Regions from separate parts of the Homo sapiens genome. Here all the other regions are linked to region 3. A link is a loop called in an ENCODE intact Hi-C map of the cell type or tissue named here. Cell type or tissue: PC-9. All regions are shown on one strand.

Region 1 (4,000 bases), 310 kb before region 3:
TCTGCTCTGGGCTCCTCCAGACCGTTCTCCACCCACAGCAAGAGCGGCTCCTTTCCCTATATATATATTATGAGTCATTTCAGGCAGCAAATCTACCTTCCAGTTTAAGAAATAAGACATTACAGGCCAGGCAAGGTGGTTCATGCCTGTAATCCCAGTGCTTTGGGAGGCCAAGGAGGAAAGATTGCTTGAGCCCAGGAGTTTGAAATCAGCCTGGGCAACAACGCAAGATCCTGTCTCTACAAAAAAATTAAAAAATTAGCCGGGCATGGTGGCACATGCCTGTGGTCCCAGCTACTAGGGAGGCTGAGGTGGGATGATTGCTTGAGCCCAGGAGGTCGAGGCCGCAGTGAGCCAAGATTGCACCACTGCAGTACAGCCTGGGCAACAGAGAAAGATCCTGTCTCAAAAAAAAAAAAAAAAAAAAAAAAAAAAAAAAGACAAGACATTACAAATGGGGGGCTCCTAGGTGCTCTAATGTGAATACTCACTTAAAACCTATAATGTGATCCTACCTAAAATTGCTCAATGGCTTCCCATGGCCCTTCAAGTGAAGCAGGGACCAGGACACGCAGGACCCTGAGATCAGGCCTCCTGAGATGTTGCACCCATCCTGGGGTGCGGTCCCAACACCTGAGCTGAGCTTCCCAGGGCTCAAGGACCTGGTCTCGCTGCCCGCGCCTCCCCCCAGCCCCACTCCCCAACCTCTCTCGCCAGCGGGTACCATCGCATCTGTGTGGGCGAGGCGCTCAGCGCTAGAGCTGTGGACACCAAGGAGGAGGCGCTCAAAAGATGTTTACAAACGGGCTGGGCGCGCTGGCTCACACCTGTAATCCTAGCACTTTGGGAGGCCGAGGCAGGAGGATTGCTTGAGCCCAGGAGTTCGAGACCAGCTTGGGAAACACGGTAAGACCTTGTCTCTACTTAAATTATATATATATATATATACACACACACATACATATACATGAGAGAGAGAGAGACCGGGTGAGGTGGCTCACGCCTGTAATCCCAGCACTTTGAGAGGCCGAGGCGGGCGGATCACCTGAGGTCAGGAGTTTGAAACCAGCCTGGCCAACATGATGAAACCCCGTCTCTACTAAAAATACAAAAATTAGCTGGGCGTGGGGGCAGTCACCTGTAGTGGCAGCTACTCGGAAGGCTGAGGCAGGAGAATCGCTTGAACCCGGGAGGCAGAGGTTGCAGTGAGCTGCGGAGGTTGCAGATCGCGCCACTGCACTCCAGCCTGGGCGACGACAAAGCGAGACTCCGTCTCAATATATATATTTATTAAAGATATTTATAAACGAACAAAAAGTTGGAAACACTTTGCATACCAAAGCTCAGGCGTGGGCGAGAGCGGGGAGACTAGACTCCGTCCGCGGTCCAGGGCTGCATGGGGCAGCGATGCCCGCTCTGCCCAACGCTCCGCTAGCGAAGCGCAGTTCGTGGTCGCCAGGCCTGCAGCTCCCGCCTGGGCTCCGCGCTTCCGCACCGGGCTGCGGGTTCCTCTCTCCGCCTCCTGCGCCGGGTCAGCCCCGGAGGACACTGATGAGTGCGTGAATGAGTAAGGGAATAAATGCGCGAAGGCCAGCACCGCCAGGCTGCAGCGCCGGCCGAGGGCCCCAGCGGAGCTCGGCGGGGGTGCGGGGCGGTTCCAGGAGCCTCGCCCCCTGCTGGGGACCCAGCTTGTGCCCTGGCGTCGTGGCCGCCGGCAGGCAGCAAGGAAGGGGGTGTAAAGAGCCCGGTTAGGCTGAGTCCCTGCCCTTCCGAGGGAGCCCGTCTGCGAGTGAGCCCGTCTGCAAGTGAGCCCGTCTGCAAGTGAGCTGGGCCTGGGCCTCTGCAGGGGTCGCCCCGCCAGCCCGGGCCCCCTGGCTGCGCCCCGTTTCCAGCCGGCGTCAGGGAGGGGGCTGCAGTGCTCCGGGGGTCATCGGATTCGGGCGGGGAAGGAAAGGCGGGACGTCTGCGCCCCAGAAGACAGTCCCCGGGTCTCCCACCCTGAAAGCCAGCGAGGTTCGGGTAAATGAAAGTTGCTGAAGCCTGACCCCTCGTGGTGGGCACAATCACCACACGCCCCAGGGCGGCCGCGGGAGGATTTAGAATTAGAATTATTATTGCCGTTATATTTGTTTAGAGATGGGCTCTCCCTATGTTGCCCAGGCTGGTCTTGAATTTCTGGACTGAAGCGATCCTCCTGCCTCAGCCTCCCGAGTAGTCGGGACTACAGGCGGGTGCCACCACATCTGCTTAGAATTATAATAAATTCGAATTCTCATAGTGCTTACTTATAGCCAGCACCAACTAAAGCTTAACATATATTAAGTCATTTAATTCTCTCAACAATCCTAGGAGGTGGGTTCTGTCATGATCCCCATCTTAGAGTTGTGGGGAGTGAGGCCCAGCCTGCATGAGTAGCTTGCACAAGGTCACAGGGTCACACAGCAAGCAGGCAGTGAAGCTGGGATTCGAATCCAGAATTGGTGCCCTTAACCTCTACAGAGAATTATAACGCACACGTTTCCTCACCTTTGTGCAGTTCTAAAAGCACACCAGCTTTATCTATTCATATTCTTACTTTATTTTATTTTATTTGAAACAGAGTCTCACTCTGTTGCCCAGGCTGGAGTGCAGTGGCGCGATTTCAGCTCACTGCCTCCTGGGTTCAAGCAATTCTCCTGCCTCAGGCTCCCGAGTAGCTAGGACTACAGGTGTGAGCCACCACACCCGGCTAATTTTTGTGTTATTAGTAGGGACGGGGTTTCACCATGTTGCCCAGGCTGGTCTCGAACACCTGACATCGTGATTCGCCCCCCCTCAGCCTCCCAAAGTGCTGGGATTACAGGTGTGAGCCACCGTGCCTGGCCTCATGTTCTTATTTTAGATCTCACTTCACTTCCTTCTTCCTCACCTAAGTCATCAACACATCCTGATCGAATGACTCAAAGGCTGAAAATATGCTCATCCTTTAAAAGCTACCCATCAAAGTGCAAATTAAAAGCACAATGAGACATCACAAGTGTCGCTGAGGGTGCTGAGCAAGTGGGACTCTCACTCACTGCTGGGGGGTGTGTGAAATGGTACAGTTACTTTAGTTTTTTATAAAGTCAAGATACGCTTACCATGTTAACTGACAATTCCACTCTTGGTGTTTACCTAACAGAAGTAAAAACATAGACCCCCAGCTTTGCACATGTTATAGCAGCTTTATTCATCACAACCCCAGCCTGGACGCAGTCCAGGCATCCACCAATGGTCGAATGATAACTACATCGTAGTTCATCCATACAACTGAATGCCACTCAGCAGTAAAAAGGAACAAACCCTCGATACACGCAATGGCATGAATAAATCCCAGAAACATCCGCTGAGCCTAGGAAGCCAGACGCAGAAGCCTGCACGCTGGGTGGCTCTGTGTGTATGAGACTCTGGACAAGATACAGGGCTCTTTGGTGCCAGACAGCACACCAGCGGCCTCCTGGTCCAAAGCTGGTGGTGGCAGAGATGGTGATTTTCAGACACAGCACAAGGGAATTTTTTGGGGTGATAGAAAGTTCTATATTTTGATTGTGGTGGTAGGCACACAGGTGGATACGTTTGTCAAAACTCATCAAAGTTTACACTTAAAATGATTGAATACAGTAATCTCAGAACTTTGGGAGGCTGAGGCAGGCAGATCACCTGAGGTCAGGAGTTCGAGACCAGCCTGGCCAACATGGGGAAACCCTGTCTCTACCAAAAAGTATAAAAAATTAGTCGGGTGTGGTGGCGTGCGCTTGTAATCCCAGCTACTTGGGAGACTGAGGCAGAAGAATCGCTTGAACCCGGGAGGCAGAGGTTGCAGTGAGCCAAGATTGTGCCACTGCACTCTAGCCTGGGCGACAGAGTGAGACTCCGTCAAAAAAAAAAGTGAACACATTTATAGCACAATCTGACAAGACTTTAAGACAAGAATTTGGGGTGTTCAGAGAGATAAGCAAAGCGGTCATCTAAAAAGGACAAG
Region 2 (4,000 bases), 190 kb before region 3:
CCACTGATAGGGTCAATAACGGGCAATCTGTGGATTTTATTTTTGATCAAGGAGTATACAGCATCGAAGAGGCTGTGGGAGAAGTCATTAAAGTTGTTAGGAGGCTTTCGAGAAAAATCAGAACACTTTGGACTACCCCTGCCTTAAAGCACTTCCAGTGTTTTTATTATTGCAATAATAACAGTGTTTTGGAAGAGTTTTAAATTAGAGATCTCAGCAAATTTTTCATTTTTCACAATCTATGTTAACATATCTCAAATACAAGTGCAAGCTACAAATCTCTAGAAGAGGAGATTTTTTTTGGTTTGTTTTTTTGAGACAGGGTCTTGCTCTGTTGCCTGCCGTCATGGCTCACTGCAGCCTTGACCTCCCGGGCTCAGGTGATCCTCCCACCTCAGCCTATTTGAGTAGCTGGGACTACAGGCATGCGCCACCTTTCTTTTTTGTAGACATGGGGTTTTGCCACGTTGCCCAGGCTGCTCTCGAACTCCTGAGCTTAAGCGATCCACCCACCATGGCCTCCCATAGTGCTGGGATTACGGGCATGAGCCCTTGCGCCCAGCCAGGAAGAGGAGTTTTTTTAAAGAGTGTATTTAGTGATTTTATTTGAAAGACGATGAAACCTAAATCCTTAGAAAAGCAAACAGATACATCGTATTGGCAAGAGAGCAAAGGCTGTAGCAGCAAGCTCTCTGCATTGGTGAGTGGGCAAACTGGCTCTACCCCGGGCCGGCCCGGCTAGGAGATATTGCAGGGCCAACATTTCTGTTCTACTTGGTCCCTCTCCTGGGACTGCCAGTAAGAAGGTTGTTATACCTTTTTGTTAGGACTTGGAAATAAAATGAAAATAAATATTTTAATCTTTCTCTGTACTGGATTTGAGTTTGAAAGATGCTTTTACACCAATATGGAAATGTATCACAGCCAAACCAGAAGGCTTGGATAAAAAAGGACGGGCCAGACGACTACACAGAAGGCAGCCCATGCTCTCACCACATCTGAACCGACATCTAACACACACTGATGTTTAAACGCTAGTGTGGAGCAGAATTGCCAAGGGAGTTGTTTAAATGTGTATTCCTGGGCCCTATCCTGATTTAGCAGGTCAGGGGTAAAAGCCCAGGAATCTGCAATTTCAACACGCCCCCCAGATTGGCCGAGATCTTCGTGATGGTTTAGTATGACCCTATTACTAGACCATTATCCATCCTTAGCACCAGCAACGGCTGTGATTTTTGTAGTGTTCCTAGATTTACTGAATGCGTACAGTGTAGCTGGAATTAAGGAGGCAGGCCCTGTTTGGAATGAAGAACATGTTTATTTGTGTCTTTCTTTCTATCATGGTGATAAAACACATACATCTGAATGAATGTTTTCAAAGAAAAAAAAAACAAGTTTACCTTGCATCTGGAGATATATTCACTAAAGGCTTAAATGTTTCTTGTAAATAAAGCTCTGTATTTATAGAAAGAAAATATGCAGTTAGTAACACATTTGCTGTTTGCAGTTATAACACAAATTCAAATACCCTTCAGTTTACGGTTAATAGTTAGAAGGATTAAAAACTCAAATAAAAAGAAATTTAATTTGCCTAAAACTCCTGTGTTAATCATAGTTATGGCTATTTTAAACAACTTCCAAACTGTTTTCAGGATGTTGCATTTGAAGAAAAATTAAATATTAAAAAACAATGTGACAGTAAGTGTTTATAAAATCAGGAAAAACAAAGAAATCTGATAAAAGAGCAATACCAGCAGAGGTCACTAGAATGCTACCAGGTTCACCTTACTCTCAAGAAATGAAGCAATTATGAAATTTAAAAAATCAATTTCCATAAGTTATAAGATAAAATCAGTTATGACAAACTTTGTTCTTTAAATATTTTTAAGTATTATTTTACCAAATTGATGCTCAAAACCTACTGCATTGTGGGCATCTTTCCAGCACATAAAAACTGTTTTTTTCTGAAGATATCAACTGCAATTAATTTGCTTTTCCAAGGTTTCTTTTTTTTTCTGAGACAGTCTCACTCTGTCACTCAGGCTGGAGTGCAGTGGCATGATCTGGGTTCACTGCAATCTCTGCCTCCCAGGTACAAGCAATTCTCCCACCTCAGCCTCCCAAATAGCTGGGACTAAAGGTGCACGTCACCACACCCTGCTAATTTTTTTTGTATTTTTAGTAGAGATGGGGTTTCATGATGTTGGCCAGGCTGGTCTCGCACTCCTGACCTCAAGTGATCCACCTACTTCAGCCTCCCAAAGTGCTGGGATTACAGGCATGAGGTCCTGTGCCCAGCCTAATTTTTTTTTTTTTTTTGAGAAGGAGTTTTGCTCTGTTGCCCAGGCTGGAGTACAGCAGCATCATCTTGGCTCACTGCAACCTCTGCCTCCCAGGCCCAGGCGAGTCTCCTGCCTCAGCCTCCCGAGTAGCTGGGAGTACAGGTGCGCACCACCACGCCTGGCTACTTTTTTGTATTTTTAGTAGAGACAGGGTTTCACCATGTTGGCTAGGCTGGTCTCGAACTCCTGACCTCAGGTGATCCACCCGCCTCGGCTTCCCAAAGTGCTGGGATTATAGGCGTGAGCTACTGCGCCTGGCTCTAATTTTGTATTTTTAGTAGAGAGAGGGTTTCACCATGTTGGTCAGGCTGGTCTTGAACTCCTGATCTCAAGTGATCCACCTGCTTTGGCCTCCCAAAGTGCTGGGATTACAGGTGTGAGCCACCGCACCTGGCCTTGCTTTACCAAAGTTTCTATACAGAAGGCGTTTAAGAATATTTTGGCATTATTATTACTACAAAATATCATGTAATGTCAAAACGTAAACATACTTAAACCTTGGTCTATCAGTACTTGTACAGTAGAACTGGACAAGAAGCTGGTGTTACACAATCACTGCACAACAGACTGTACAGATCCCATGCCAAATTTGTTTAGCTTGGTTTGACAAAGCCGTAATAAACCAAACCCATCACTCAGTGAAACTTCTAAATCGTATGGATTTGAAAGGGCCCCTGGGGGTGTAAGAGAACTCCAAGATGTATTCTGATTTCACAGCCAGCTACAAAGGTTGCTTCTCCTATCAAGCATATTATGGGAAACACAGAACCAAACTCTTCAATTTTGAATTCAAAATTTTCCTTCAGTTGGTCCCTCCATTTCTACCAGTGTTTCCTTGAGCACCCTCCAAAGGCTCCGCTGTTGCAGACAGACTGGGTCTGCCGTGATTCCCACCCCCGGTCCTCTCCACCAACCCACCATGACAAGTGTCAGTGAGACCACCACCTTACAATCATGAAATGCGAATTTAAGAAATGGTTCTATGGCAGAAAAGAGTATCATGATTTTACAGGGTGAATGTCAATGTGACAATGAAGAGAATATGGTCTTCAAATTACTTCCATGCTATTTGCTCCAAACCATCTAGTTTGAGGTTCATTTGTCCTAAGTTTCTCCACAATTTGTAAAGAAACAATTACTAGGTTTAAATAAGAACAGATGCTTGCTTTGGTTCAAGTTAGGCATGCCTCTGATGCATTTCTTAATACCAAGGCAAATCTCTGAGGGCTTAGACTTAGTAGTGAGCGGTGGCCCCATTGTGGGCAGCGAGGTGGGGCTTGGTTAGCTCATTCATCTTCACATTCCTGGCCCTAGGATAAGGCCTTGCCTGCTGAAGGTGTCCTATACATGTCTATAAACAGAAGGGACAATACTTATATTGTTCAGCTTTAGTACAGTAGCATACTATCAAAATTAACAGAAATAAAGAGAATGTTTTATATAACATTTTATGGAGCAGAGAGAAAAGGATCTGCAAAATGAAAACATACTTTTCATACTAAACATAGCTTTCCCGATACTAAAAGATTTTAAACATCCAATAGTGCTTACCCCTCCATGTTTCAATTTTATGTTCCTCTAATTCATAAATCTGTACCTGCAAATAAAAAAATTCTTATTTATAAATATACATATACAACATAGAAAAAATATTTGGA
Region 3 (4,000 bases):
GTCCAGCAGGGCTGATCCTGTCAGTAGCAGTTACTGGGTGTGCCCTGCTGCCCCCATCAGACAAGATGCCATTTCTTGCTCCGTGGGGGCCAGCTGGCCAAAGGCCACCTTGTCTCACTCCCTAAAAGCTACCACTGCATGATTTTAGGGTTCTGGGAAGACAGTCGCTTCCAAAAAGAGAATCTGTGGCATCTGGTTTTGATGCTAGGAATTCTTTCTTTGTTATGAGATAAATGTGTCAACTACCCCTGAACTATGTCACCTTTAAGTTCTATAATGTCTATTTTAAATATTTTTGCCAGAACTGTTTCCATCTGAGGGAGGAGGGAAAAGGATAAAGGCATGTTGAGCTCTAGGAGCTGGGAGCCCACAGAAAGGAAAACAGAGCAGGGAGATCCAAGGTCCCCAGAGACATGGTGTTCTTCCCATGTTGGGTGACCATCAGTGTACCCCAAAGGTTCCAAACCCCGAAGGCACTGATAGACCTGGGGGGATGAGGAGGTATGAACTGGAAGAGCTTGGGAAAATAAGAGGCAAGTGCATGAAAAGCTCAATATGTGATTTTTAAAGAGACAAGAAGGCAATAGGAAGTTATCACGAGAGAACACAGACTGCAAAGAGACTTAAAATAACAGCTATATTTCAGGGCTCTGGCAGATTGCTCAAGGCAAACAGAATCCAGTAAGGCTTTCTGTAGCGGGCAAGACTTGAAGGAGGTCTCTGAGGAGGCGGGAGACCATGCTAATGTATCTCCAGATCCACTGCAGGGACCCCTCACTGCTCACCCCAGCCCTGTCTCTACCATCTCTTTACTGCACAGTAGCCAGACATCTCTCTGCATTGCATCCGATCGACATCCGATGGCTTTCTGTATCGCTCAATTAAAACCTGGAATCCTGACCTCTCCTGCAAGGCCCCGCCCCACTCCCTGACCTCACTCCAGCACCTGCTCCCTCCCTACTTGGTTCTGGCCACATTGACCAGCTCCCTGCAGGCTCAGAGGCTGCTCCTGCCTCCGGACATTTGCATCGTGGGCCCCTCCGCCAGGCGTGCCATGGCCTCCACCTGTCCTCTCCCTGGCTCCATCTCACCACTGGCCAAATGTCTCCATGTCAGAGGCTATTGCTGACTTGCCCACATAGAGCAGCACCCCCGCAGCCCCTCTCCTTTGACTGTTGTTCCTCTTGGCACTTGGGACACATGACACTTTTCCACCTGTGGTACCGATTGTCCCTAGAATGGTATCCCCACGAGGGCAGGGATGGGCTCATTCACTGCTGCGTTCCCAAGGGCCCAGCACTTAGCAGGTTCTCATGTAACGTGGTGCAGGTGAATATCCTCCATGCCAGACAACTCCCCTTTGAAACGCCTGGGCAGGCAGGTATCCTTGTCCGCTCCTAACACCAGCTTTCTTCTGTCTGGGAGGCGCATTTGAAGGTGAACCGCACTGGAAAAAACCCAGGCAGGAACGATACCTGCTGCTTTCCCCCAGGCAGGACCAACCTGCTCCCAGCACCAGACTCAGCATGTGAGGCTATGTCACCCCCTAGTGGTCACTCTGTCACAAAGCCAGAAAAACCAGAGGTGGGCTCCGCCTGGCCAGCTGTTCTCAGGGCCAAGGGGACCCCGACCTACTCTCTCACCCAGACTTTTTCTACGAGTGAACTCAGATGTAAACAGACATTCAGAAAATAAAGGTGAAAAGGCATCTAATATTGAGGCCACATTGTCTTGAATGAGGGAGAGATTTAACATCGACATTCTTCCTTCTAGTACGGGCTCCAGGCTGAGCGGCTGTCCCAAGATGTGGACTGTGGTGGGGTAGCACCAAGTCATTCCTACAGAGTTTCTCTGTTCATTGCAGATTATGTGGGAATTTATCAAAGATTAGCCTTTTCTTTTTTTAAAAAAGGAAGCTGAGATGGGAGGCAGGCCAGAGAGAACCTAGGAGAAGTGAATATACAGCAGGCAGAGCCCAGACCTGAGCAGCTGGGTCTCCCAGAAGCCTGTCTCCATCAGCCTGCTTTGCTTCCTTACTTCTTTGAGAGAGAGCTGGGTGTTTGTTTATTGTTTTTGAAACAGAGTCTTGCTCTGTTCCCAGGCTAGAGTGCAATGGCAGGATCTCGGCTCACTGCAACCTCTGCTGCCCAAGTTCAAGTGATTCTCCTGTCTCAGCCTCCTGAGTAGCTGGGATTACAGGCACCCACCATGCCCGGCTAATTTTTGTATTTTTAGTAGAGACGGGGCTTCACCATGTTGGCCAGGCTGGTCTCGAACTCATTATCTCAGGTGATCCGCCCACCTCGGCCTGGCCTCCCAAAGTGCTGGGATTACAGGCATGAGCCACTGCACCCAGCTGAGAGAGTTTTTTAAAAGCTGGGGACTGCCCTACAGCATGAGGCTTTTGCTAATGTGCACTTAGCATTTCCTCTGCCCCAGACCTCTGAGTGGCTCTCTCTCTGGCTCCAGTGTGGTCTCCTTACCAGAGAAGACTTCCCTCGCCATTCCATCCAAAGCAGCACCCACCCCACTACCCACTCTCTCGCTCTGCTTTCCTTTCCTTGACAACGTGGGGGCAGTTAAAGTCTATCTGTGCTCCCGTGCCCCATCCCTCCTCCAGCCCTCTGTCTGGAAGATTCCAGGCTAGCTCTGCCAGCTTGGCCATGATTGCCTTCAGCCAAACAGCGCACCTTGTCCATAGCTCCCCTGGGGCAAGGAGATGTGTCAGGATAAAGTTAGGATGGCTTCGTGGCATGAACAGAAAAAAATAACTGAAAGGAGGCTAAGCCACAAGGATGCTTATCACCTACAATAACGAACAGTTAGTAGGTAGGCAGTTGCAAAGCAGGTCAGCTTAGCGAAACTGCCTTTGCAAAAGTATCACTGTTAGGAGAAATCTGACATAGCTGATTCCATATTGCTTCTGACCTCCAAGTGTCCTTGGTCATTCCTGGGCACACACAGGCCAAGCTAATTTTGGGAGAAATTTAGTTTATAGTTTAAACTACATACAGTTTAAAGCAAGGATGATACTAGCCCTTCCCCAAACTAAAACACCATTGCAAAACTAATGAGAGGCCGCAAGGTTAGGATTGAGAGAGGCCTGAATTCTGCTAAGATGTAGGTGTAGTTAAATGACAACCAGCCATTGTCCCGAGGTCACAAGATTTGTAACTTCCCCAATTACTCCTGTAGATAACATCACTATTAGAGAACCTAAGATTGGCCTTTTGAGATGTCTTTCCAGACTTCTGCATTTCTGGCAACCAATTTGACCTCACCTGGACTCCTGACTCACCACCCAACCAGTCCTGTGGCCCCACCCAGAGGAGGAGTCAGTGTCATTTTCCACACCCCTCTGAAGGCATCCCAACTAATCAGCTGCACCCATTCCCTAGTCCCTGCCCGCCAAACTATCCATGAAAACTGCTAACCTCTGAGCCTTCAGGTAGACTGACTTGATTTGATAGATAACTGTCCTGCATGGCATGACCGGACTCATGTCAGTTAACTCTTTCTTTACTGTGACGCCGTGGTCTCAGTGGATTGAGTTTCCCTGTACAAGAGGCGGAAGGACCCATCGGGCAATGACATTGGTGCTGCCAACTGCGTGGAGAATCACCTGCCCACCTTTCCACTCAGCCACCTTGTGCCTTGACCTTTGTCCTCATGGCCCTAGAAACCATGTCCCCAGACCACAGTCAAAGGAAGAAAAGGAAATTTATCCCCGTGTGTCTTTTTTGTTGTTGTTAGGGGACGCACGTTTTTCTTAAATCCCTAGCCGACTTCTCCCATTCACTGGCATGTGGGAAGGGGATACTTCTGACTGAACTAGACCAACTGCAGCTCATGGCCTGGGGCCATGCCCTGAGTTAAACCAGGTTCTGCTATGAAGAAACAAGAGGCAGCCACTGTCCGATGGGTTAGCACAGTCTGCTGCGCACCTCAGCGAGGAACAAACTGTGCACATGGACAAATGTGATGGACTTAGCGGGAGAAG

Evidence for each region. Hi-C counts contacts between places; a loop is a spot of excess contacts. Peaks named below come from ENCODE experiments on the same cell type or tissue, not always from the same donor. Only the 100,000 strongest peaks of a DNase experiment are listed, where the experiment ranks them.
Region 1: a loop joins it to region 3, with 5 times the contacts of the local background. A loop is called at or near these places in 27 of 110 quality-filtered maps.
Region 2: it touches region 3 in a loop (25-fold over the local background); 69 of 110 quality-filtered maps call a loop at or near these places.

The regions. Positions count from the first base shown.
Region 1 is chr7:151,446,801-151,450,800 of GRCh38, forward strand. No RefSeq gene overlaps it. Among named protein-coding and RNA genes, the nearest start is that of CRYGN, 8.7 kb to the left of the region's middle. RefSeq lists an enhancer at 1,473-1,972 and silencers at 1,585-2,064, 1,863-2,157. In PC-9, a CTCF peak has its summit at 2,027 (motif pointing left); no DNase peak of the experiment used is centred here; H3K4me3 peaks cover 494 bases.
Region 2 is chr7:151,568,771-151,572,770 of GRCh38, forward strand. PRKAG2 (protein kinase AMP-activated non-catalytic subunit gamma 2) reads right to left here. Exons shown (of 16, transcript NM_016203.4): 9 at 3,894-3,939; 10 at 1,401-1,455; 11 at 1-72. Among named protein-coding and RNA genes, the nearest start is that of RHEB, 51 kb to the left of the region's middle. In PC-9, CTCF peaks have their summits at 1,764 (motif pointing right) and 1,972; no DNase peak of the experiment used is centred here.
Region 3 is chr7:151,758,181-151,762,180 of GRCh38, forward strand. All of the region lies in intron 3 of PRKAG2 (protein kinase AMP-activated non-catalytic subunit gamma 2), which reads right to left. Among named protein-coding and RNA genes, the nearest start is that of PRKAG2-AS2, 46 kb to the right of the region's middle. RefSeq lists an enhancer at 1-1,839. In PC-9, CTCF peaks have their summits at 1,594 (motif pointing left) and 1,794; DNase peaks (open chromatin) are centred at 1,511 and 3,301.